Regions from separate parts of the Homo sapiens genome. Here regions 1 and 2 are each linked to region 3. A link is a loop called in an ENCODE intact Hi-C map of the cell type or tissue named here. Cell type or tissue: mammary epithelial cell. All regions are shown on one strand. Each heading gives the region's core, and the rest is flanking DNA. Links, peaks and the distances in the headings are about the cores only. Region 1 overlaps AP4E1 (adaptor related protein complex 4 subunit epsilon 1). Region 2 overlaps MIR4713HG (MIR4713 host gene). Region 3 overlaps MIR4713HG (MIR4713 host gene).

Region 1 (5,000 bases), core at 1-5,000, 250 kb after region 3:
CCAGGAGGTGGAAGTTGCAGTGAGTTGAGATCATGCCACTGCACTACAGCCTGGGTGACAGAGTGAGATTCTGTCTCAAAATAGAAAACAAAAAAAGGATTAAATACACCCAAAAGTTAAAATATACACACGAGCAAACATACACACTGCCCACCACTTTAATCTCTCTACACAATGCCAACAAAATTTTTAAAAATTTTAACACTTCACATATACTATTCAAAATACCAGTTTACCTCTCTTTTAATAATGGGATCAGGATGATCTAAACATTCAATTATTGTCATCTGGTGTTGAAGAGCCAGAGTAGGATCCTGTTGGATAACATAGGTAAGAGCCTTCAGTCCTAGAAACAAAGACACATTATACAAAGTGAATTGAAACAAATACACAGCAAATTTCAAAAGCTATCTCTGTAATTTCTGTCAAAAGAACCAATCATCTTACCTAAATATTTTAGATTTATTTTAGGTGACAGAACAAATTTTCCAATGCACTTGGCAGCCTTCTCAAGTAATTCCGATTTAGGATAAATAGAATAGACTGTATGCACACATTCAAACAAAATAGCTAGAAAAAGAAACATAAAAATGGCAGGTATCATGGTAAGGTATAACAAAACAATGTATTTGTGTAGAACTTGTAATAAAACTAATTGGAAAGTCCATTTTAGTCAGAAATCTTATTTATGGACTTTTCACAGAAACAAACGCTACTACTTTCAGGCTTACCCAGTTACTAGGATTAGGTTACCACAATACAATGTTCAAAAAATTATATTTACTGGTAATAATTATGCATTTATTAATGGAACAAGTATTTACTGAACACCTCCCATGTGCCAGGCATGGTTTCAGTACTATGAATATAGCAGTGAACAAAACAGATGGAAAAAAACATCCTGCCCTCAAGGAGTTCACATTCTAATGGAAACATCAATAACAGATTCATTATTCCTATATAAAAAGATATTTCCCACGTTCCTTTAATGCTTTAAAATGGTTTATTCTCAAATAGTTTCGACCATTTACGTGCCAAAATTGCGTATGTAGTTTATTTCAACATAATCATTTTATAGGATGATCCAGTATTTATTTCAAAGATACAGTCCCTACTCATAAATCTTCAAACTATTCTTTAAAATAACCTCAAAGCACATAAAATAATCTACTGGACATCTTGATAGCATTCAAATTTTATTTTCTGATACATTCGAAAGTCTCATCACTATGACAGATGATCAAAGTGAATGATCAAAATGGACACTAAAGTTTTTTTCAAATTATTTGAAAAAGCATGAGTCATGCGGTTGGAGCTTTGCCATGATAAAGAAAAATCACTGAAAGGACATTAAGTCTTATGTGTTCTATGGAATCATAGTATCAGAAGTGTGACACAGTGAAGGTACAGAATCAACACTTAAAAACTGTTCTAGTACAAGTTGAAGTATATCAAGTGTCCTGATACAATCACTCCTTCTCTATTTCCAAAAGCTTAAAATATAACCCGACATTCTCTTTATGTACAAAATATATTCTGAATATTCAGCTAGCTATGTTTTACACTATGTTGCCTATCGATTAATGCACAAATAAATTTTGTGGAAAAAACTTCTATAAACCTCTGTCTTTTTCTCAAATTTACAAGGAAAGAAAAGACAAAAAAAAATTTTAAACCTCTTCTATAACAGAGACAGAAAAAAAATCAGATATATTAATTTTTCTTTAAGAAAGGAACTGACTTTAAATGAAAACTACAGAGTAAGTTGGCTGAACCTAAAGAGACTTTGTATATTCAGATGCTATGCTATAAAATGTCTTTACTCTGTGCTGTGAAAAAAGTTCGCTTTATGATTCATGAACTAGACAAACTAAACAAAGAGAACCTTAGTCAATTGACTAATAAGATAAGGCAGGAATGGAGAAACTGCCACTAAATCCAGCCTTCAGCCTATTTTTAAAATGCCACTAAATCCAGCCTTCAGCCTATTTTTATAGGCCTGTGAACTAAAGAAAGATTTTTACATTTTTAAAAGGCTGTAAAAAACAAAACAAAAAGCAAAGGAGAATATGCGACAGAAACCTCCATGACCTGCAAAGCCTAAAATATTTACTATCTGGCCCTCTTTTCAGAAAAAGTTTGCTGAACTGTGAACTACCATGACAGTCCTAAGATTTCAAATGATGATATTCCATTTTCCAACATAACTGACACATTTTTCATTACGGCTTCCTACCATTAAGAACTCTCTTGCTATTAAATTGTTTTACTAACAAAAGCCTGCCATTACCCATCCAAAATTTAAACGTTTATATTCAGATGCTCATAAAGTTTCTGGGGTGCCAACATGGGAAAAAAAATAATAGTTCAAAAACAGCACTTATTTTTAGTTTCCTTAGGCATAATTGAGCTGAAAATGAATTAAATTGATTTTTAAATTATTTTCTCACCCAGAGCTAAGTCATTTTATTCTCCAACTCTACAAATATCTAAGTATAAGTTCATAATTGAAAGAGCAGCCACTCTGCTGTCTCCTCTCTGTGGTGGTGAAGTAAAATACAACTGAGAATTTCTTTTTTTTTTTTTGAGATGCAGTCTGCAACCTCCACCCCCCAGGTTCAAGTGATTCTCCTGCCTTGGCCTCCCAAGTAGCTGGCAGTACAAGCGTGCACCATCATGGCCAGCTAATTTTTGTATTTTTAGTAGAGACAGGGTTTCACCATGTTGGCCAGGCTGGTTTTGAACTCCTAACCTCAAGTGATCTGCCCAACTCAGCCTCCCAAAGTGCTGGGATTACAGGCATGAGCCACCTTGCCCGGCCACAACTGAGGGTTTCTAAACTTAAAAATACAACATGGAACTTGGTTACTCTTCAGTACTCTTGGTTACTCTCTTGGTACTAATTAAAATGCTATAAAGCATAAATTACTAAATTAAAAATTAATAATGTTCCACCATTTATGACACTGCAGTTTCATCATAGATATTTTGGGTTGGATTATGTATGCTCAAACAAAATGTGAAGTTCTTCTGACACCTTATCCCTCAGAATAGAGTTTACTCTCACTTTAATTAAGTTAAATAAGTATCTACTGACATTATTCTGGCAGGAGAGAGGAGGTATCACCCAATGGGAATGGAATCCAGGCTCTCTACTCTGTCTCCTTTGATACCTGGGGATGGAGAGGCTCCTGGTTATTGTTGGAGGGAGTATCAACTGATTCTACCCTGCCTGGGAGAGAGAGGGGTACCTCATTACTGCTTCCTTTGTGGCCTCCAGTGACACTATGAGGGAGTGGCCTCATTATCGCTGATCAGGAGTGGAAGTTCTGACTGTCCACCAGGCTTTCTCTAACACCCACGCCTCCGAACCCTGGCCACAAAGAGGGGAAAATTACCTCTTTACTCCCTACTTCCAGATGGGAAAAATCCAGACTTCCCAAGTCACCTCTGACAGCGTAAGGAAGGGGCCTTCCTTATCACCTGGCATCAATGAAATTCCAGCTGTCTCTTGGGCTTCTGTCACCACTCTAGTGGGGGGTTAGGGAGGGTGTGTTGGGGCATGTCATTATACCTGGTGATGATGGAAATCTTGGCTTTTTCCTCAGCCTTTGCTGGAGGGGATGGGTCCACAGTTTTTTCCTATGCTTGGAAGGAATAGAGGGGTTATCATCTAAAAGTTTTCTACCTTGCTAATTTCCCTTTTCTTCTTGGTCCTTTGGTGAGAGAGGGCAGGCTTTTCTGGGGGTGTTTTTGTCTGCGTCTGTTGGCATTTCCAGACTGCTGGCTCTTCAGTACCCAGTCTGGGGTACCCGAGGCAAAAAGAAAACCCAGGGTACACACCACCGTGTCTGTTTCTTTCCTTGTGTCCTGAGGTCTCTAACCAGCCTGACTTGTTCTCCACCTTCCTGAGTCTTATGTTTCTTATACATAGTATCCAAGGGTTTTAGGTGAAATTAGTGAGAAAAAAAACGGAAAAGTACTTCTATCTACCTACTTTTGATGGCTTTTGTCCCTTGTACTCCATTTTATATAATTTTCTCAATTTACTAATTTACTAAAAATGATATTCTCATGTTATCAGTACCTTATCCAAAAACCTTCCATACCTCCGGATTTACAAATCCAAACTCATTTGGCTGTTGTGACAGGTCCTCCACAATACCGCCCTTCCACTGCTCCCCACCATAAATTATCCTTTCAGACTGGTGAGACATTGTCTCTGAAACTGTTTTTAAATAGCCCCATGTCTACACCTTCTCTCATGTTCCCTCCACCTAAAAGCCCCTTCAATCTCCCTTCTGCCTATCTAAATCTTATCTACCTTTCAGGGTCCTATCACATCAGTAAATCCCTATCTGTGCCCTCAGGCCCTTAATGATCTCTACTTCCTCGGAACTCCTACAATACTTATTTCCCTGAACCATCCCTTCACATTCTGCCTTACACTGGTATTAAGCTTTCATGAACAAGTTATCTTTCCACTATATTGTGAATTTCTTAAAGACAAAGGTCATATATTATACTTCTTCATATCCTATACACCACTTTATACAATGCCTGGCACATAGCAGATATTCAATAGATGTCTTTAATGTAATTTATTTCTTGATTAGACACTAAATTGTAATAATAGAGCTTCCATAAAAATAAAATATAGAAAGTACTAATACTGAAACCCACTTAGATAACTGATAAAGTAAATAACTTCTTCTTCCTTTAATTCAATTAAAGCATATTACTCATTAACACAGTACCAGCTACTGAGATATGCTGGTTAATAAGAGAGACACAGTCCCTGCCCTTATGAAGCTTACAATTAAAATTAACATTCTTAAGCAGTAAAATACCTATATCAGGATTGCTAGCAAATACTCTACCACTGATATAATCAATGTAAGTTATAAGCTCTATCAATACAGATATAGAGAAAAGCATAACAATGAAAAGCTAAACAAAGGAAATGAAACAACAGGAACTATAAGGTTTCTGTAGCAAGG
Region 2 (10,723 bases), core at 2,387-7,386, 60 kb after region 3:
TCTGAAATGAGGAGGCCAGTACAGATGCTCTCTAGGGTCCCTTCAAGGTCTGATGGTCTCCGTGTCTGACAGCCTCATCTGCCAAATTCCCACTTCATGCTGAGCAGTGTGGTCTTTACGGCAATCTTTTCCCTGCAGCTTCTGAAGCTAATGGGATTGTCGGCCTTTGCCTCATTCTTTCTAAGACAGAGAGAAAGAAATTCCTTAGGCAGAGTGAAACAAGCTCCTACTTGCTCTCCTTCCTCTCTTTGCCACCCAAGATTCTGCAGGGGACATTCATGTTCCCCAATAACCATTTTTCCCGTCTTAGAGATTGTGTCACATCACCAGGGAAACATCCACAGACCTTCCAGTTTCCTGGGAGGCCCTGTGAGACCAGTGACAGCAGCCATCCCATTTCTGAGGCTGCTTACAGGAGGGGAAGCAGCAGCGACCTGGAAAGTGATGCCTGGACTATGTACAGACTCCTCAGAAGATCCCAGAGTGACTGAGAGACCAGCAGGGTGGGGACCTCCTTCTCCCCTGAACTTCTGAGCTGGGCCACTTATGGCTGTCTTGTATGGGCTCCTGACACTAGCTAAAAGCTAAGTCATGTGCAGCTGGCATCCCTGATTGGAGGGGTAAGTAGAGTCTGACACAGACCAACTCCCAAACTGACAGGGGTTCTCTTCGGTCACCCTGTCCAGCCTTGCCACCTGCATATTTTCTGGAATAAATTGAATACTCCTTTACATTATGGTAAACATGACTGAAACATTTAACAGTCATCCAAACCTCATTTGTTCCACATACACTTATTAAGCTCCTACTACATGCCAAATACTCTGCTTGACACTGGTTACGAAGAGGGATCATAAGGATTCAAAGCTAAGAGAAATAAGCTTTAAGGTGTTAAGGAACATGTTTTCAGGGGTATCCACTGGGGCTATCCTACAGATGGGTCTGAAGCCCAGTATCTTCTTGAAATTAGAGCCTGGGCTATGGCCAATCCTGGAGTCTAGAGGGGCTCACATCTTATAGCTCCACAGGGAAAACCAAGGAGTGGCCTTCCCCCAACACTGCCCCCACACACAGGTTCCCTGCATCCTAAAATATAGGATGCAAACATTTTTGGAGACCTCATCAAAGCAGATATGTGGGTATGAAGGAATATGCATTTGGCAACAACAGGCAAAGACACTATTACCCACACACTCATGTTATTGGCATGTGACAGAGCCCCCTGGTCCTAGGGCTGTGCTGAAACCTGGAGAGGGCTCACGTGTCACTCTCAGGTGACACTGTACTTTCATTTTCATAAATGGGCAAAGTGAGCAGGAGATGTGGGTCCTGTGGGAGAATGAAGAAGGCTGGTCCTTAGAGGAATGGCTATAGGGACAGTGTGAGAAGAGGGTACAGGCAAGTCCAGGTGGCCTGGTTGGGATAAGCAGGAGGGACTTCTAGCCTCTGGAGGGCCTGCTGGGTGAGCCCCAGGCTTCCCTAAAGCAGCTTCAACGTCTGATGGCACTCGGGCTACCGACCCCATGCAGCACCCTTTCATGGTTCTCCACCTGAGCCCCTACTCCTCTAAGCCTCAGTGCACCTGTGTTCTGACCTCTGAGAAGGGGGCCTGCACAGATGAGAGTAAGGCTGACCTCCTAAGCTCTGCAGCCAGGCTGCCCTTCTGACCACACCAAGCTGACATGCAGCCCCGCCGCCTGGGTAAGTTGGCTGGCAGCCAGCTGAGAGCAAGCCCCAAGACATCACAGAATACAAGCAGGAGAGGTCACTCAGGCTGGGCACAGGGGCTCCTGACAGTAATCCCAGCACTTTGGGAGGCCGAGGCAGGAGGATCATTTGAATCCAGGAGTTCAGAGGGGAAGGGAACAGGCTCCAGGCCCCAACCCCAGCTTCAGCACAGACGAGCCAGTTGGCCATGGACAGTCATTTAACCATCTGACTCCAGTCCTTCATTCGTGAAATTGGGAACTAACGCCTGCCCACAGGCTCTGTGTGAAAATTAAATGCAAGTGAAGGTGGAGACCCGAACACTGCCTGGGTTCAACAAAATAAATTCCCTTTCTTGCCTCAGCTCTCCACAGCTCAACACTCTTTTTAGGAAGCAAAGATCACCTTTCCACTCTCATGCTGGATTTCTTACCTCAACACAATTCTCAAAGATTCCCTTGCGTGTCCAGTCAAGTAAAGTCCTCAGTAACTTTTCCTTGACTCAAACACCCTCAGGTCCCAAATCCCCCAGCTTAGCCCCTTCCAAGTTCAGGAAATCTGTGCTCATTAATGCAAGAGCCATTAACCCCTTGAAAGAGAACCTCAGAACCTCAGGACAATGGGAGAAAGTGCTGACAGGCAAGCTTGACGCAGCAGGTAGAAGATGGAACACATCGTTGACGGCTGCACAGCCCATGCCTTGGAGACAGCACATGGATATCTGCTGAGTCTCCTTCAAGGAGACCGTCATTACCCTCTTACATGAAGCTGGTATGATGTCATACCAAAGGAAGTGTAGGCCCACCGCAGACGTTGCACCACGACTTGGAACACCTATAGGATCATCACCCTTTGTGTTAGACTGAAGCAGTCCTTGAGGCAAGGATTCAAGTGCAAGTACTTTATTTGGGAGATGACCTCAGACAACATAGATAGGGGCATGGGGAAATAGGGAGGAGAAAGGGACAGGGAGGGGAAAGAAGTCAATAAGGGGCTTGTTATCAAGCAAGTTACAGTGGACAACTGAAGCTCAGAGTTATGCTAACCTAGGGGGTTAATTGGTTAGTTGGCTGGGGGCCGCCTCTAAGGGCAATAACTCTAAGGTGCTTCCAGATTGTTCCTTGTGTGGGCAGAGGGTGTTCCCATGGCCAGAAAGAAGCTCCAGGGCAGAGTCGCAGGTATTTGCAGTAGGCAGCCCTCAGGCATGTACAGTGAGCGTGGGGTGTGGGCAAGATGCCCACACTGTGGTCACCTTGCTGCATGTGCTCCCAGCTCAGTGTGCAGCCTTGGATTGGTGATCCAGCATCCCAAGATATGTGATGAGAAAAGCAAAAGCCTGGGTGGAATGCAGTCACAAGGTCTCTGGTACCTGGACAGTGTTTCACTTCCTGTGAATTAACTAATTCACATCATAGTTTAGCTTGTGAGTTTAATGATTAGATGAGGTTATCCAGAGCCCAATGAATAATGACTATTTATTAGCTGCTTAGCTATTTGAGGCTTTCAACCCATGTTGTGGTAAATCATCAGAACGCCTGAAAGGAAGATTTTGTTATTTCTAATTTAGAGATAGAAAAATTGAGAGTTAGAAATTAAATGAACTGGCCAAGCTCCCATAGCTACTAAGAAGAATACTCAGAATTCAAGTGTATGTGAAACAGGGATTTTTGTGAGATTCATACACTGCACTCTAACACCTCCTTGACTCCTGAGTACTCTGATGAATCAAACCTCTGAATGTGTGAAAATGGGGTGAGACTCTGGGCCCACAGTGACCCCAATCAGGTTGCAGATATCCTGTGAGGGACAGCCAGCAGTCAGCCCCAATTGCTCACACCTGTTTTCTGCTCACTCTCATCATACTAAAAACAAAATTCCCACCAGGTCCTCAGTAACTCCCCCAAACTCACCTGGGTCCTCAGTCTCAACAAGACCCTCTTCTCTGTGTTAAAGAAAATCATATTCTAACACTTGCTAAAACAATAAGGAAGACTTTATTCAGGACTATTGCAATGGAGTATTGCAATAGGTGTGAGAGATCAGGTTCAACTTCAAATTCAAGGACAAGTGGGATTGTCAGCCAAGAACAGAGTGAGAGGGTTAGTGGATATGGAAAGTTGCTAAGAGAAGACATCAAGGATAGGAGATTCTTGTGAAATCAACTTAACAGGATTCTTGCTAAACACAAACTAATGTGATCAGATATCAAGCATGGGGGATTCTCCCTAAACTGACTTGGCAGGATTCTTACTAAAACTTGACTGGGCAAGGACAGACACAGACAAAGAAGTCCAAGGTCAAGGCCCAGTTGAGAAGAGGCTCATAGGAGCCTCACTAAAGTCTGGTCAAAGGGAGAGTTTTTGTCACTTGCCACAAAGGTCCAGATAACAGTTATGAAGCCAGACACTGGGACTTGGTGTTCTGAGTCCTCAAAATACTCTGGAAGGCAAGGACCAGGATCATCATCTTTACCTCACCAATGAGGAACCAACAAGTTAAGTACCTTGCCCAAAGTCAGACTTCCAGCCAATAACAGAGCTGGGATTTGAACCCAGAAAGTCTGGCGTCAAACCCATAGTTTTACCCACCACATGACACAGCTTCTCATCTTGTTGATTCCTTAGTGGATTTCATGCTTAATTAATCTTCCCACCACAAATTTGGGGATGAAGCGACCCAAAGAGATGGGGCTATCATAATCCTGCTTTACAACAGACCATCTTTCACATCCTCACTAGTTACTTTGGGGCCTCTAAAGATAAGCCATTGTAATGGACGCTTCATAATGTGATTTGACCAACAAAAACATTGGTACACAAAAGAGGAAACCGGAGCAGATTTCTGCATTCATTTCTATTTTTATTGTGTTCTGCTTTTGTTTAATAATAAGGGGGAGGAGACTGGGCTCGATCACTCATCTGCAGCAAGAATTTTTTATTACCAGGGGCTGGAAAACAAAATGGGTTTTAATTTATTCCAATTTCATTTCAATTTTGCCAGTGGACATCTGTGCTTGCGAGCTTGGAAACCATAATACACGACTAATACTTTCCAATAATTTTCTTTTGATAATTCCTCTGACAGTGTGAAGAAAAGTGCCTGAACATGGATTAAATATCACATGACAACATTTTCCCAAATCTACGTGGCAAACTGCTACTTTTCTTTTTCTACAAAGATAATAGGAGGAAAAAAGCAATTTTTCAGAGCAGAAAGCAGCAGACAAGGTTCAGAGAACTAGAGTTCTTCTCCTGGCTCTGCTACCCACTATCCAGATGTGTGGCCTGGGGCGGGGGAATTCACCTCTCTGGGTTTCTGTTTCCACATTGGGAAATGAGATGCTTAGACTGTGTGATTCCCAAAGTCCCTCCCAGCTCTGAAATTTCCAGAGTCTCTGGTACAACATGGTGCCAAATGACCTTCATAGTGTCGGCATCATAGCTTTGGACGTACTTTGAGTTAACCTGGTTCACTGACTAACATAGAGAAGGAAATCTACAATTAATTGGGCACATATGCGAGCTCTTAAAAAAAAAGCAACAGTTTACATCAGGAATCTCAAATGGCAGGTGGCATAAGTGAGGGCATCAGGCTGAGCAAGGAAACATTAGGGAGCAGTGGGAACACTGCTGAACTGAGAGCTCACAGTGTCTCTGAAGGTGGCAGCTGCTCCTTTGCGCCATCCAGTGGCTTCCATGTGGCAATGCAGGCCCAGTGCAACCAGAAACTGATTTTTCAAGCAAAAATAGAAACCTAGATTTTTATGTTCTGTTTCCCAATTATTTAAACACTGTTGGGGCCAAAGAAAACATACTTAGGAGCCCTAGTTAGCAAATCTTGAGTCACATGCACTGGGTGTCTAACCCATTCTCTTTTCTCCGGGACCATCCTGTACTTCCTCTGTCCGGCAGAGCATTCATTTCTGTTTACTCATCTGTCTCCCTGCTGGACGCAGAGCATTTTGAGGGTCATGGGTTCTATGCCTGTCTTGAGCAGCAGATTGTTGGTAGTCAATGAAATAAAGGAATTTTACTATTTACAATGAACGCGTCACTGTATTAGTCTGCTCAGGCTGCCATAAAAAAATGGCATGGCTTAAACAACAGAAATTTACTTCTCACAGTTCTGGAGGCTGGAAAGTCCCAGATCAAGGTCCAACAGGGCTTAGTTTCTGGTGAGGGCTCTCTTCCTGGTTTACAGAGGGCTTCCTTCTCACTACATCTTCACATGGCCTTTCCTTGGTGTGTGCACACAGAGAGAGAGAGCTCTCTGTTGTCTCTTCTTACAAGGACAGTAATCCTATTGGATCAGGGTCCAACCCTTATGACCTCATTTAACATTAATTACCTCCTCAGAGACTCCATCTCCAAATGCAACTACACTGTGACCCAGGGCTTCAATATATGAATTTGAGGAAGACATAAACATTCAGTTGATAACACTCACCTAATGCCAACTCACAAGAATTTACCAAAAGCATGGGGGAGGAAAAGGACAAGAAGCTGGGTCTAGAGGTCAAGAGAGATGGGAGACTAGGGCCTCTCAAGCCCAGGCTTGCCCCAGCCCCTCTCCTCAAGAGACAGCCCCCACTTCTCACCTTGATGATGCTTCTTGCTCCTCCAATTGCCCACTGAGCTGAGCAACGGCTTTCACCAGGACTATGACCCTGATATTTCCAACAAGCTGATAAACACACAAAGCTGACCGGGCCACCCCTAGCATCCACAGGCATCATCTCCCTTCCTTGCAACAGGCCCAGGCAGGTGAAGTAACGGGTCCAAGGTCACATGGGTAGTGAGTGGCAGAGCCCAGATTCAACTCCTGCCCCACCCCTCAAGCATCACTGCTTTCCTCCCACCAACTTCTCCACCAGATGCCATCCCCAACCTAGAACTTTCAGATGCTAAGAGTTGGCACCTGAAGCCCAAACTAACTGATACCTCTTAGGAATCATTCCTCACGTTTCCCAGTCCCCTGCAGGAAGTGATTCATGAAGAGTGGCTTCTGGGCTCCCAGCAAGAACCCTCACTCAGAAATGGTTTTCTACCACTCTGCTATCCAATGCTTGAAATTCCATTTTTTGAACTTCCTAAGTCAAACCCCAGTGATGAAGCCTGGTTGCTATCAGAATCATTCAGGAAGCTTTTAATTTTTTTTATATCATGAAAAACTCACTGTTTTTCCATCTGTTTATATTTATTCTAAAATTTTAAACAATATATAAAGAGAAAAGGAAGAAAAAAATCACCTGAAATCCTACCCTGAGATTACCATTATTGATACATTGATGACCTAAATCCATGCATTTCATTATGAATATATATTTTATATATTCATATATAATATATATTTATATATGTATGTATTTTATATATATATATATATAATCCACAGGAATCATCTCCCTTCCTTGCAACAGGCCCAGCCAGGTGAAGTAACGGGTCCAAGGTCACATGGGTATATATATATATGTATATATATATATATATATACATATATATATATGTATATATATATATATATATATATATAGCTTTTATGATGTCTTATCACACAAGCTGTTTTTTTCATTGCTACCTCTTTAAAAACAGTATTGGTGGGAAGGCGACCTTGGTTACTGTCTTGTTCCTCCTCTGTTTCCTTTCATCCACACAACTTGGTCCAGGTCACCAGTGTTAACAACCTTCTCTACGCTTATCAACATACATAGATATATAGACAGATATAGACGAATGATGATGATGAAGATGATGATGACAAAAGTTTAAAAAGACAATAGAGATTACCCCTTGATGTATCATTTTCAAAAAAGGAATAATATACATTTCTCTGGCTCCTGATTTCCTCATTTAATAATATCTCATGGGAATACTTCTTAGTCACCTTTTTAAAAACTAAAATATTCCATAATGGTGATAATTACAATTCACTACATTATTCCCCTTTTGAAGGGAACTTTAGGTTCTATTTTTGTCACTATGCATAATGTTGCAATAACTATCTGAGGACCTATTTATCCATACATACTGCTTTTATTCCATCAGAGAGATTCCCTGGAATGGAATTGCCAGGTTGAAAGAACATGCATTTTTAATTTCAATTGCTAATGCCAGATGGCTTTCCACAATGTGGTAGCAATCTCCATTTCTACCAATAGTGCATAAGTAAACTCTCTCCTGCCTCCCACCAGTAGTAGGTGTTATCATCCTTTAACTTCTGTCAACCTGACAGGTGGAAATTGATAGCCCATTGTTACTTTTCTTGCATTTCCCTACCAATGAACTTGAGCATCTTTTAATGTTCATTCGTCATTTGAATTTGTGCTTCTGTTGAGAGGCCTGCCCTTATCCTTTGCCCATTTTCAATTGAATTTTTTTGCCTTTTTCTTATCAGTTTGTAAGATGTTAACTTTTGAGGGGTAGAGACTGGCTAGTGGTTGACCTAAACTGTTTCTTTGTCCTCATAGGAGCAGCCAGACCACATGTCCCAGCCTCTCTTGCGCTTGTGCATATCCATAGTCTCAGTTCTAGTCAGTGAAGCATGGGTGGAAGTGGAGTATTACCCTTCCAGGCCTGGCCCACAAAACTACCCACTTGTGAGCCTACCTACTAATTTCCCTTCCACAAGGATCTTGGAAGCCACATATTAAAGATGGCGGTGCACACAATAGAAAGAGCCCAGGTTCCTGAATCTCTGCCTGGAGGAGGGCTGCCTGCCAAACAGGATCACCCATCATGGACTTGATATGAGTGAGAAATTCAATTCTATTGTGCTAAACCATAGGGTGTAATGGGTTTATATGTACAACAGAGCCAATCTAACTAACACACCCACCACCTGCCATATGTGTTACAACTGTTTCCGCCAACTGTCATTTGTGTAATGACTGTGCTTGCAGTAAAATTTAAATTGTAAAATGTTTATATTTTCTTGTATGCCTGCATTTTATAGCCTCTATATTTTCCGTGTAAAATGGTTTCTGGGGAGCTGTTTACAAGTACAGATTCTAAGATCCACCCTAGAAAATTCTGCTGCAAGCAGTCTGGAGTGGAGCCAGGAAATCTCGATCTTATTAAAGCTCCCTGGGGTTATTCTGCTGCATCCCAGGATTGGAGAGTATTGCTTAGGATATTAAAGTGGCAGCCCCTGCCACAATGGAAGCAACTCTGGGAGTAACCTAACCTGCCTCCTAAAAGTAGATTCCTAGCGACACCTGGAAATAGCCTAAACTGAAGCTGGGTTAGCCCAGTATTGTGTGGGAGGTTCTGAGCCCATACCCAGTCTTCTCCACTTCCTCAGGTGTGCCCTGGGGTAAGTAACTTAATTTCTCTAGGCCTCCTTTCCCCTCTCCTACAAAATGGAAGTGATAATAATTCCTGCATTGTGATAGGAATACCTACCTAGCTTTCAGGGTCAAGGCAAAGATAAAGATACATGTAAAATATTTCATCCTAAACCTGGTGCATGGGACTGGCCCAAGAAATTATTAACTCAAGGATAATAACATAACCTTGAACTATTTAACTAAATATTACCTAAATATATATTAACCTAAAATACAACCTTGCCTAATTTACAATTTTGCCTGTGATAGCTCTGCTGGACGCCATCAGACACTAAGCCCTTTCACTTCAAAATGCAAATTATAGACATTCATTACATGAGATATATAGATACAGATACAGATAGATATATTTAAAGAGCAGTTAGCTTTACAAGCATAGGATAATTCCAGAACTTCTCTCAAAGCTTGCTTAGTTATCTGTCTTGTATTAACATTTTTGTGCATGCATGTGGGAGGTGTGGTGTGTTAGCGTGTGTGTCTGTGTGTGTGTGTAAATGCATAAGGACTATGAGCTCTCCAGATGAGGTTTGGATGCAGTGACATTGACTCATGAATAACTGCTCAGGGGGATTCCTGACTAATCCACAGAAAAGCAACTGCCAACATTAATTCAGGAAAATGAAGTGTATTGAGGGCCTACCCCGTGCCAGGCACTGTGTTAAAAGTATTATTTGCTCTCTCATTCAATCTTTAAATAAGCCCATAAAATTGTATGATACTGTTCCCAGTAACATGTTGTTCCTACAAGACGAGGAAACTGAGGCTCAGAAAGGCTAAGCTGCCCATAGTTACAAAGTTGTGGAAGGGTGGAGGCAGAATGTGCCTCCAGGTATGGGGTTTCATTGAAGATGATGAAAATGTTCTAAAATTAGTTTACGGTTATGCTTGTGCAATGTGGGCATACAAAAAAACCACTGAATTACACACTTTAAACAGGTGAACTTTATGGTATGGAAATGATATCAATAAAGCTGCTTTAAAAAACAAAAGTGCACCCAGGTCTAGCTGACTCTACAACCAGATTTGAATGAAAGGCTTCTGGTTTAAAGAGTGCTTTCATGCGAATCACCTTGTTCATGTCTGGCCCCTCTTCCACTTCCACCACCACCCCATGACTGTGGAAAACCCTCTTCCTCCTAAGGGGAGGGGTGAGATGGATAAACAAAGCCAAAACTCTTGTATGGCCTCCAGGCCAAATGGTCAGCAAGCCTGAGGTGGGCATGAGTGTCAGGAATCAGAGTCAGGAACGTGTGGGATAAGGTGCCCTTCCATACACACCAAACCTCTGCCAAAACCTCATCAGCCATTTGCAACACGAGCTGGCTAGCCTTTGTTTAAAATCCAGATCTGTTCTCCTTTGTTTAAAATCCAGATCTGTTCTCATGGATCCCACTGGAACCACTCAGCAGCTCACCTTTGCCTTTAGGGTTACATGTGGAGCCTTTAGCACAAACCCCAAATCCCTCAAGACCCAGGGCCCCTCCACTGCCACTCCACACCCTACAGTCTGGCCACACTGGAGACTGTACTGTCCCCTGCCTACCCATGATGCTCAAGTCTTCATGCTCAGGCCTGCATTGCTCCTTGTCTTCCTGGGAGGATCCTACTCAGCAGGGGATTTGATGTGAACATCTTATGTGTGGCTCCCCTCTATCCTCTCCCCCACAGCCC
Region 3 (10,723 bases), core at 2,457-7,456:
TTTAGATATATAGCCAGAAGTGGAATTGCCAGATCATACACTAATTCTCTTTTTCATTTTTTTTTGAGGAACTACCATACTGTTTTCCATAATGGCTATACCAATTTATATTCCCACCAACAGTGCAATTTTCTGTTTGTTTTTGTTTTCTTAAATAGTAGCCAGCCTGATGGGTGTGAGGTGGTTGAAAATTGACTTTTTTCTTTTTTTAAGAGACGAGGGCTCGCTCTGACACCCAGTCTGGACTGCAGTGGTGCAGTCATAGTTCACTGCAGCCACAAACTCCTGGGCTCAAGCTATTCTCCCACCTCAGCCTCCCAAGTAGCTAGAAATACAGGTACGAGTCACCATGTCCAGCTAATTTAAAAAAAAATTGTACAGACAGTGTCTCCTGTTGCCCAGGCTGATCTAGATAGTGGTAGCTATGCCCAGCAGCCAGACTAGGCAAGAAGCTGGTGAGATGTCCCTGTTATAGCCAAACCCTTGCCTTCCTTAGCTGGACTCCTCAGACCTGGCTACACAGCCTGGCTTCTGTCTCTCTTGTCCAAACAACTGATCCTGTAGCCTCAACTTGGGCTTGAAAAGCTACTTCCCACAGCCACTGTCAGGACTCCATCTTTTACCCCACATCCTTTAAATGCTGGGGATTAACCACAGCTCTAAATAGTTTGTTGTCCCAGAAGCCAAGTTCATTTACATTTATTTTAAGTAAGAAATTCTTTATGAGTGGTGTACATATATTGTGTGGTTTCTTGGAAAATGCAATATGTCTGCAAAGTAATTTTGTTATCATCTGGCTAAAACCCTTTATTTGTTAACCCATGGTCTTAAATAACTTGTTTCAGTTCATATTACTGAGGTACCATTTATAGAGACAAAGTGGAGCCAACAGTTGAGGGTGTTTTGCTGTGATTGAGGGATGGATTAGGAAAGGTGCCCTGAACCTGGCCACAAATGCAGGTGCAGGTGCAAATGCATAGACCCTGGGAAGCACAGGGAAGATTATAAAGTGAGAGGAAGCCCTGTTTCAAGTGCCCAGCTCACACTCTTGCCCGTTCCTGTCTCTGGCCCCTCTGCCACTGGCTCTCCCCTCTCTACCCCCAGTTCCTAGATCTGTGATCTGTGCCTCCATCATCCCTTACCTCTCCTCCAGATTTGTCTCTTCCCATGGTTTAGACAGGGCAGCAGATGCGGAATGACCATGGTGGGGAAAATGGCTGGATGAAGCTGGAGGATGTGGGCTGAAGAAACTGGAGGGCATGTCACATAGGGAAAGCAGGTGAGAGGAAGAAAGTGGGTTACATGATGGGACAGAGGAGGGACAAGAAACTAAAGTAGATTCACACCAGGACCCTCTGAAGCATGTGTGCCAGAGACTTGGCATGTTGGCCAGAACTTCTAGACCACTGGATCGTCTGCACGACACAGACAAACCCATGGAAGCCAGATCCTAAACCACAGGGCTGCCCCAACATCAAAGGCAAAATGGCATTATTTAGGAGCCCAGTTATCCTTGGAGGTCTCAGCTAGATTTTGAAACATATATATAAAGTTTTCCAATTATTTGCTTCACATAATTTTTCACTGGCTGTCTTACCTACACCTGAATTGACATAGTATAATCCTAAAATTATGTTGTTAGTTTACACATATCTAAAAGATTCCACTACAATTCTTTCCGTAAGTCTCAAATGATTAAATGTAATCATTAATGTAATATGATCATTACATATCACTGTAATGATAAAGTTTATTAATGTGTATCAAAGGTTCCCACCAGCTACCCGGCCTCACATTCTTTCAGGAGGGTTGATTATTGTCTTCCCAGGGTGCTGGACATGGTACCTGGATGATATCTCTGTTGTAGTTAATCCTCTAATGCTTGGCTGGTATCTATAATTTTGGTGCTTTACAATAAAGAAACGTGTGTCCCTGTTCGCTATGCTGAGGAAGACTCCTATCTAAGGCTGTGTCTCCAGCTACCTGGGACTAGTGCTGCTCAGTTCCTATGCTGCAGCTACTGGTACCGCAAATCCCTCGCCGTGGTGCAATCACACTTGATCCACATGTGACCCACGTGTGAAATGAATTTTATTACATATGATTTCGGAGTTGAGCTAAGTGCGAGGTGTGATGTGGTATAGTGTTTAGGGGTTGTGACTCCTAAGAGGAAGGGGCAGGAACACAGGGCAGCTATGCCAAGGACACCCAGGGGACATGCAGGAACTTCGTCTTTGATTAAAAAAAAAAAAAGCGAGCCTGATCAGGACAGCAAGGACTCTTTTCAAATTGTGACCCAGGTGACTAAATGAATAGAGTCACAACTATGTGTGCCTTTGGAAACCCTCTGAGACAACCTCATCATGTAGTTGTAACTACACTGTGACTACACTTTAATTTCATCATAACTTTCACTGTCTTTAGCCGTGTTTGGGGTCCTTGATTACTTTAATAAAGGCAGTAGTAGCATGAAGCACACTGTGAACACAGGAAGTTAGGAAATCATTGGCTCACATGGAGCCTTTTAGGCCAGTGGCCTCTGCCGTGCACAGCCCAACACTATTTCTTATTCATCTCTCTTCAAAATTGTCCACTGAAGGCAATTCCAAAAAAAAAAAAAAAAAAAAAGCCATTCCAAAATTCTTCCAAGCAGTGGCAGCATCATTAGAATAACAGTATGATCCCTAAATTTAACGTAGAAGTTCTGGTATGTCTACTGAAAACCAATATTATTCCATTAAAATCACACTTCATTCAGGGGGTTAGGACTGTCTTTTCCTTCATATTTTCAGGGTGTTTCCAAACAAGAGGATCATTTTGAAGCCAGATTGCTAATGTACCTAAAACATTAAATATAATGTGAAATCCTTATTTTCTAATTTAAAAAATGTAATTCACTTTGTAGCTGAAATCAAAACAGAAACGGATGAAATGCAGTTATTAAAATTCAAAGCTGAAAATAAGTGGAAAATAGGAAAGATAGGTGATGAGTTGACTACTGTCCCATAAGAGACAGCCCCTGTTTGTGGCCATTTCTGGACATGTTTTTCTCAATAAAGTAACATGGATGTGGGCTTTTAGGGTGAGTAAAGTACAGTTTTATAAAAATTTTGTAATGTGCTAGTGTTCCCGTACTTTTTACTGTCTGGTATCCTAAGCATGAAGCATGTCCAAGTTTAAAGTAGGAAAACAATAGTCCTAGTGATGCCGAGAAACTCAATTATTCCTCAGAATGCCATGGTCATCTGCACACAAAATGTACCTTTAATGTGACTGTGTAATTTGTAAAGTTGACAAATAAAGTGCTATGAATACTCCTCTCCTCTTTGTGGAAACTGTCTATTTGTTAAAAATTGTTATCCCCACTGATGTCCTTCATCTCCAGAGAATACAGAAGTAAGAGTGGCTTAGACCAGGTCTTCTCAAAGTGTACCCATAGGCTGGGGCTAGTCTGCAAACTGTTTGAGGGTTCCTGGTGAGATAAACATAGATACAAAATCGGTGTCTAGAAAATTTACAGCAATTTGACAACAGCCACATCATTAAGCACATCACCAGAGGATTTGCCTCATGAAAAAGAGTAGAGGCTGGGCATGGTGGCTCACACCTCTAATCCCAGCACTTTGGGAGGCCAAGCCAGGGGTGGATCACTTGAGGTCAGGAGTTTGAGACCATCCTAGCCAACATGGTGAAGCCCCAACCCTACTAAAAGTACCAAAATTAGCTGGACTGGTGGCATATGCCTGTAATCCCAGTTACTTGGGAGGCTGAGGCAGGAGAATCGCTTGCACCTGGGAGGTGAAGGTTGTAGTGAGCTGAGATCACACCACTGCACTCTAGCCTGGGTGACAGAACAAGACTCTGTCGAAAAGAAAGAAAAAAGAAAAGAAAAGAGAGAGAGAGAGAGAGAGAGAAAGAAAGAAAGAAAGAAAGAGAAAGAAAGAAAGAGAGAGAGAAAGGGAAAGAAAGAGAAAAACAGAGAGAAAAGAAAGAAGGAAAGAAAGAGAAAGAAAGAAAGAAAGAAGGAGAAAGAAAGAAAGAAAAAGGGAAGGGAAGGAAGAGTAGAGACTAGTTTTGGTGGTCTTCATTTCATTTTCTAATAATTTATTTTTATCGCATTTTTTAAAGTGTCAGTCCCTATGGGTTGAAAACTAAGAAAAATAATTTGTCCTTCACCCCAGGAACCCTGCCTTAGGCTCTGCTGAGGCTGAATATATGTGTATATATGGGTGCCCCAAAATAAATACAAAAATTCTCTGGAAAGTCTTGTTTCTTTAGAAAACACCAGGGTTGAACATGAGGTCACATTAATAGCAATAGTCACGTACGGCTGGCTGTACCTCCCACCCCTGCTGGCACAGGAACTCCGACCCCTACAACATTTCCCTTGGGAATTTCTGGGCTCCTCAGGCATCCATTCCTGGACCACAACAACTTTATGTGCCTCCCCAGAGTTCCTCCGCTCCAGCTTTTCTGGGAACTTCAGCCATTTGCTCAACAGAAAGTGCCGGCAGCTCCCTTCCCCTCATTTCTTGATAGCTCTCGCTGTCTCAGCTGTCCTGGGTTTGGACTTGTCAGGAAGTGAGAGGCAAACTGGCCTCAAGACCAAGAAGCACAGGCTAGTTTCTTTCTGAACCATAAGATTCCCATTCTTAGTGAACAGGGCCTGGGGACCTCATACAAAGCTGGCTCAGGTTGGGGGTCAGGGTGGGCAGCTGGAGTTAGCAAGTTGTCTGGCCACAGGGGGATGCAGGTGAGCAGGGCTGGAGATGTGGTATGGGCACTGGGGAAGACCTTTGGGGAGAGAATGTGAGATCCAGCGAGGAGACCTGCTTAGAGGAATCTTTAAAGAGCTTACAGGTAGAGATTTCAGATCGAAGGACCATTAGACGTCATGTAGTCTAATGCCTCCTTTTACAAATTAGGACACAGCTTCAGACAGGATACCTGCCGCTGGAGTAGGTGACCCTTGGACAAGAACCCAGAGCCCCCTGAATGGTGTTCCAATGCTTTTAAAGATGATCTCTAATTCCCCACCGTCCTCCCCCAAGCCCCACTGTTTCCACCCCACATCCAGTGACTACACAAACTAGCTTTGCCAGGAGAGCAACCAATTTTAACCAGCCCATCCTAAGACATTCCTATATGTCAGAGCCCAGGTCCCAGTTTGGGGTTATGGCAATTCACCACTCCCCTACAATTACGGAAGCCCAAGCAGCAGCCGGGGTTTCACTCAGCCTCGCTCTCTTTTCCAGGGTGCTCTTGCAAGGAGTCGGGAGAGAGCCCTGCTATGCTCACATCCGCCAGCAGGGGGCAGATAGGGAAAAGGTTTACCGGCTTTGAAGCCGGGCAGCTCCCGGTAGAGGGGAGCCTGCCTGCCTTGGTTTCTAGCAGGGCTGCTCACTGAACTGGGCTGCCTGCCAGGGGCCAGCAGTAAAAAGCCAGTCAGGTTGGTATTACTGTCTGGTAAAATGAAAATACCCCTAAATGCTCATTTGCTCCATCATTTCAGATTCCCTAGTGGCTGGCTCCAATCCGGGCACTTGAGTTTACATCATAACCTGGTCGCTGAAGAGCTGTGACCTTGGGGAAGTTACTCTGTGGTTTCCACATTTGAAAAAGCGGAGAACCATAGTGCCCACCTACTGGGGTTGTTGGGTGAAACAAATTAGAAATTTCCTGCTATGTAGTAAGTACTCAATACATATTAGCCAGCAATAATACGTGATTTTACTTTTAACTCATCCTTTAAACAAGTATTTATTGAGCATCTACTATGCTTAAGGCCCTGACCCAAACAAGCGTTTAGAAGACAGAAAAATTAATAAGACGCTCCTTCAAAAATGTTACAATTATTTTCTATCATTTATCTATTATCAACACTGTAATCTCTTATTTCTTTGATTGCCCCTGTTATGAGGAAGCTCAGCACCAAAGCTGAAGGCCTATCTTTGCTGCTCTTTTGATCCTCAGGACCAGCGGCTCTACATGCTTCTTTTCTGTTGGTTCTCGTATTCCATTCTATTTTATTTATTAAGTCACTGCATACATCTCTTGCCTGACCTGCTCCATGCCGGGGTCTGGGCTTGCTGCCTTACTGATGGGAGTCAGAGCGGAGCACTTTGGGGAAAGGAAGGCCACTAACGGGTCTGGGCTTGCTGCCTTACTGATGGGAGTCAGAGCGGAGCACTTTGGGGAAAGGAAGTCCACTAACCCCCCTCCCCCACCTCCCCCCCAACCACCGGCAAAAAAAAAAAAAAAAAAAAAAAAAAAATATTTACAGGTAAGGAAGTGACTAACGAGGCCTGAGGGGATGAGAGACGGAGGAGAAACAGCAACAATGAAAACACCTCTGAGAAAGACAGGATCGGAGACTCTGGGGAAAGAAAGAAAACACAGTGAAAGTAAAGACCTTGCCAAGGGCCAGCCCATCATGCGGGCAGAGAAGAAAAGAAAGGGACAAAAGAAAGGGACGATGTGGAAGTGTGAGCTGAAAAGCACAGGTTCAGAAATAAGTTGCTTTTAGTATCCATTTCAGGAGCAGAGCAAGGGACAGCGAGGCCAACTAGCGATAGATTTCCCATCAAGAGACAGAGAAGGGCAGGGGGTAGAAATCACTGTTTCCGGAGTGGAAAAACACAACTGAGTGTCTGAAGGGAGAAAGTCACAGCGTCAGCTGGCTGGACAGCTGAGTGTCCAGGTTCACCGGCCAGCTCGGGCAGCTGCTTTCGTCCCCTCACCCCTGAGCCAGTCTGTAGCCAGGATGTAAATAAGTCACCTGCATATGTTAAAAATATAACAGGACAGCCACTGGCCTTGCTCAGCAATGTTGAAGAATCCTGCAGATGGAATGGTGCACTTCAAGGAAGAGAAAGTACAAAAGAAAAATTGCTGATTATGGCAAAGGAGATAACAGGCTGATTCATCTGTTAAGCCTGGGTCAAGAAAATGTCTTGGCCAAACAACTGACCACTTTTCTTTTAAAGACTAAGAAGACCCCATAAAAATGTGCACCTCTGTTGGCCAAAAGGTATGTGCTGGAACCATACATTGGAAACTGCCCCCAATGTCTGCCAATTGCAGAATGGGTGAATACATTGTATTTTGAGACAGCAATGAGAATGACAAACTTCAACTACATACAACAATGTGGCTGAATCTCACAGCAGAACGTTTTGGTTTCTGTGCCCCCTCCCAATAATAAAGCAAGTTTCAAATATATACATAAAATTGTTTCAACATTTCTTTACGCCATATAAACTTGCAGTTGTTTTGACTTCTTTGAACCAGTTGTAACATCTTACCAGTTCCCTCGTTCAACTAGGGAGTTAAATAAAATCTTTGATATGTGTTCATTGTACATTTCCATGAGAACCATGATTTTACTTATTTAAAAAGACTATCCTCTATCACATGGGAAGAGGTCAGGTTCAGATGCGTGGCCCCTGGGTTTCCTGAGGAAGGCCCCCTCTTCACTGTACCATGATCTGCTGGCAGGAGGCCCAGTGGACCTCATAGGGCAGGCGTGAGGCCAGGGCCCAGGTTGGCCTTGTCCTCCGCTTCCTGGCCAGGGTTGGCATGGACAGCGGAAGGCAGAGTGGATTTTGGAAGGAACTCTGCCTGGCCCAAAGGCAATAAACAGTGAGCAGGGAAGGATTGTGGCAAGGCCAGAGCTGCGGGCCCCATCATGGGCTGCCCAGGGGCTGAGGGACCAAACTGGATTGCTGGAATTTGGTGGTGCAAAAAAAGAAAACAATGTGGCTAACTGGGGAGGCGCAAACACAGGATCCTGAAGGACTGAGGTTTAGGTTCTTCTTTCCCTGTCCCATCACGCCTGTACAGGAATTTCTTTTAAGAGAAGAAGTAGCTAGTGATGGCAGTCGTAATGGCTGGCATTTATTAAGCATTTGTTCTTTGCCAGGCAGGATGCCCAGGGAGCAGCATGTCCTGTCATTTCATTCCTCATTTATCACATGCTAAAGGCAACCGTATGAGGGGGTGCATGTTACTGCCTCTTTCTAGCTGGGAAGTGACAAGGAGCTGGGATTTAAACCCAGGCTAAGCCAATCAGCCCCACTGTGTGTGGAGCAGGCTGAGAGGCCTGATCCTAGATGCTAGGATGTGAGGGTGGATCTGACGTGCTGGCAGGACCTCCAGGCAGCACTGTCCAGCCAGAAGTTGAAATGTAGGGCTGATGCTAAGGAGAGGTCAAATATGTTATTCATTTAGCATATATTAATAGAGGTTCTCCTAGGAAAGGGAACTAGGTCCCTTTTCTAGTTCTGTGGTCTGGGCAAATTAACAAATTCCCCAAGTTTCATTTCTTCCTCTTTAAAATGTCAGTGATACCACAGTACCTATTTCCTGGGTTGGGAAAGGGCAGTGTGAAAATTAAGTAAGGTGATATACGTGAGGCTCTTGGTACCACCTCTGCCCTGAACATGTGATAAATGGCAGCTATTTTCATTGTTATTGTCCACGAGAGACTGCAGCTTCTGGTGGAGGATGCATTGAGTAAGTGCTTGTGGCTCTTGGGTTTTTTGATCAACAGAGCACTATTCATCATTATTATTTTCCCATGACCTAAAAAACACATTGTAACCCTCCCAAGGTGAAGTATAGAACGAAACTAAAAATAAGTCAAGTTATCATTAATTTACCAAAGCAAAAAGTAAGTATTTTACAATTCTTAACCACAGGAACAAAGATGCATAAGGAATCTCTTTCTTTCTTTCTTTCTTTCTTTCTTTCTTTCTTTCTTTTTTTTTTTTTTTTTTTTTTTGAGACAGGGTCTCTCTCTGTCACCCAGGCTGGAATACAGTGGCATGATGTTGGCTCACTGCAACCTCCACCTCCTGGGCTCAAGCAATTCTCCCACCTCAGCCTCCTCAGTAGCTGGGACCAGCAGGCCCAGCTAATTTTGTATTTTTTGTAGAGGCAGGGTTTCTCTATGTTGACCAGGCTGGTTGTGAACTCCTGGGCTAAAGCAATCCGCCCACCTTGGCCTCCCAAAGTGCTGAGATTACAGGTGTGAGCCACCATGCCTGCACAGGAATTTCTTTTAAGAGAAGAAGTAGCTAGTGATGGCAGTCGTAATGGCTGGCATTTATTAAGCATTTGTTCTCTGCCAGGCAGGATGCCCAGGGAGCAGCGTGTCCTGTCGTTTCATTCCTCATTTATCACATGCTAAAGGCAACCACATGAGGGGGTGCATGTTACTGCGTCTTTCTAGTTGGGAAGTGACAAGGAGCTGGATTTAAACCCAGGCTAAGCCAATCAGCCCCACTGTGTGTGGAGGAGGCTGAGAGGCCTGATCCTAGATGCTAGGATGTGAGGGTGGATCTGACATGCTGGCAGGACCTCGGGCAGCACTGTCCAGCCAGAAGTTGAAATGTAGGACTGATGATAAGGAGAGGTCAGACATGTTATTCATTTAGCATATATTAATGGAGGGCCTATTATGTGTCAGGCACTGTTCTAGGCTGAATAAAACAGGCAAAAATCCCTGCTTCCATAGGGCTATAATTTCAGTGGAGCATTTAGATACTAAACATCATAAATAAGTAAAACATATAGTATGTTAGCTAGGGATAAGATTGGTAGAGAAAATTAGAGAGAGAAAGGATACAGAGAGCCAGGGGTGGGGGTAGAGTGTGCAAGTGTACTTAGGGTGGTCAGGGAAGGCCTCATTTAGGGGCATTTGTGTAAAACCTGAAGGAGGTGAGGGAATAAGCCATGCAGCTCTTTGGGAGAAGAACATTCTGGATGGCGGGAACAGCGGTGCAAAGGCCCTAAGGTGAGAGGACACTTGTCATGTTTGAGGAGCAACAGGAAGCCATTGTGGCTGGACCAAAGTGGATGAGGGCACGCATGTTAGAGACGTGTTGGAGAGAGGCAGGAGGTGCAGACCCAGAGGGGCCTTCTATGCTGAGTGACTCGAAGGTGGTCCTGAGCAGACCAAATACACGGGCTGGCTTAGGTAAAAGAACTATTCTGGTCACTTCATGGACAATGAAGTCTAGTGGGGCAGGGGTGACGCAGGAAATCACTCAGCAGCCACTTACAGTAGCTCAGACAGGAGACGGTGGTAGTTGGAACAGAATGGCAAGGGCTTCGGGAGAAGTAATGAGATTCTGGGATTTGGGAGTCTTCAGAAACCTTTGAGACTATCCTTTGAGGGGTATTCCAACATGTGGCCTGATCCCAATAACCTTTCTTGGAAAGCCCTCTCCTGGTGTCTCCAGGATAATGGAACACATTACCCATGAAAAAGAAGCCTTTCTGGCCCCTACCACGTGTCCGGGCACCGGGCCAGCTTTTTCTCTATCCACCAGTGATTCTGGGCCCCTCTCTAAGACATGAACAGTGGCAGGTAATGAACATCGAAAGCCCCTTAACTTCCCCTCAGATTTTCCTCAGAAACAAAGCAAATGCCACCAGGAGCAATGTTCCAGTTTCTATTGTTGCTTTAAAAACACCCTAAAACTTTACGACATAAAGCACTATGTTCTTAAGCTCTCGGATTCTGTGGGTCAGTAACTCTGAGAGGGTACCATGGGGGTGGCTTGTCTCTGCCCCATTATGTCTGGACCCTCCACTGGGAAAGCTCAATGGCTGAGGGTGACTGACGGATGACAGGGGCTGGCATCACCTGGAGCTGTCCTTGCTCACGTTCTGGCTGTCGGCTGGGATCTCAGCTAGCTACTGGGCAGAACATCTACAC

The links. Hi-C counts contacts between places; a loop is a spot of excess contacts. Peaks named below come from ENCODE experiments on the same cell type or tissue, not always from the same donor. Only the 100,000 strongest peaks of a DNase experiment are listed, where the experiment ranks them.
Region 1: a loop joins it to region 3, with 13 times the contacts of the local background. A loop is called at or near these places in 2 of 110 quality-filtered maps.
Region 2: a loop joins it to region 3, with 10 times the contacts of the local background. A loop is called at or near these places in 14 of 110 quality-filtered maps.

Annotation. Positions count from the first base shown.
Region 1 is chr15:50,937,012-50,942,011 of GRCh38, reverse strand. It overlaps AP4E1 (adaptor related protein complex 4 subunit epsilon 1), which reads right to left. Exons shown (of 21, transcript NM_007347.5): 9 at 448-570; 10 at 237-346. Among named protein-coding and RNA genes, the nearest start is that of AP4E1, 31 kb to the right of the region's middle. In mammary epithelial cell, for the core only: no CTCF peak of the experiment used is centred there; no DNase peak of the experiment used is centred there.
Region 2 is chr15:51,127,748-51,138,470 of GRCh38, reverse strand. All of the region lies in intron 1 of MIR4713HG (MIR4713 host gene), which reads right to left. Among named protein-coding and RNA genes, the nearest start is that of TNFAIP8L3, 38 kb to the right of the region's middle. In mammary epithelial cell, for the core only: a CTCF peak has its summit at 5,396 (motif pointing left); DNase peaks (open chromatin) are centred at 2,950 and 5,500; H3K27ac peaks cover 563 bases.
Region 3 is chr15:51,187,445-51,198,167 of GRCh38, reverse strand. All of the region lies in intron 1 of MIR4713HG (MIR4713 host gene), which reads right to left. Among named protein-coding and RNA genes, the nearest start is that of MIR4713, 49 kb to the left of the region's middle. In mammary epithelial cell, for the core only: a CTCF peak has its summit at 5,313 (motif pointing right); DNase peaks (open chromatin) are centred at 5,357 and 6,267; H3K27ac peaks cover 749 bases.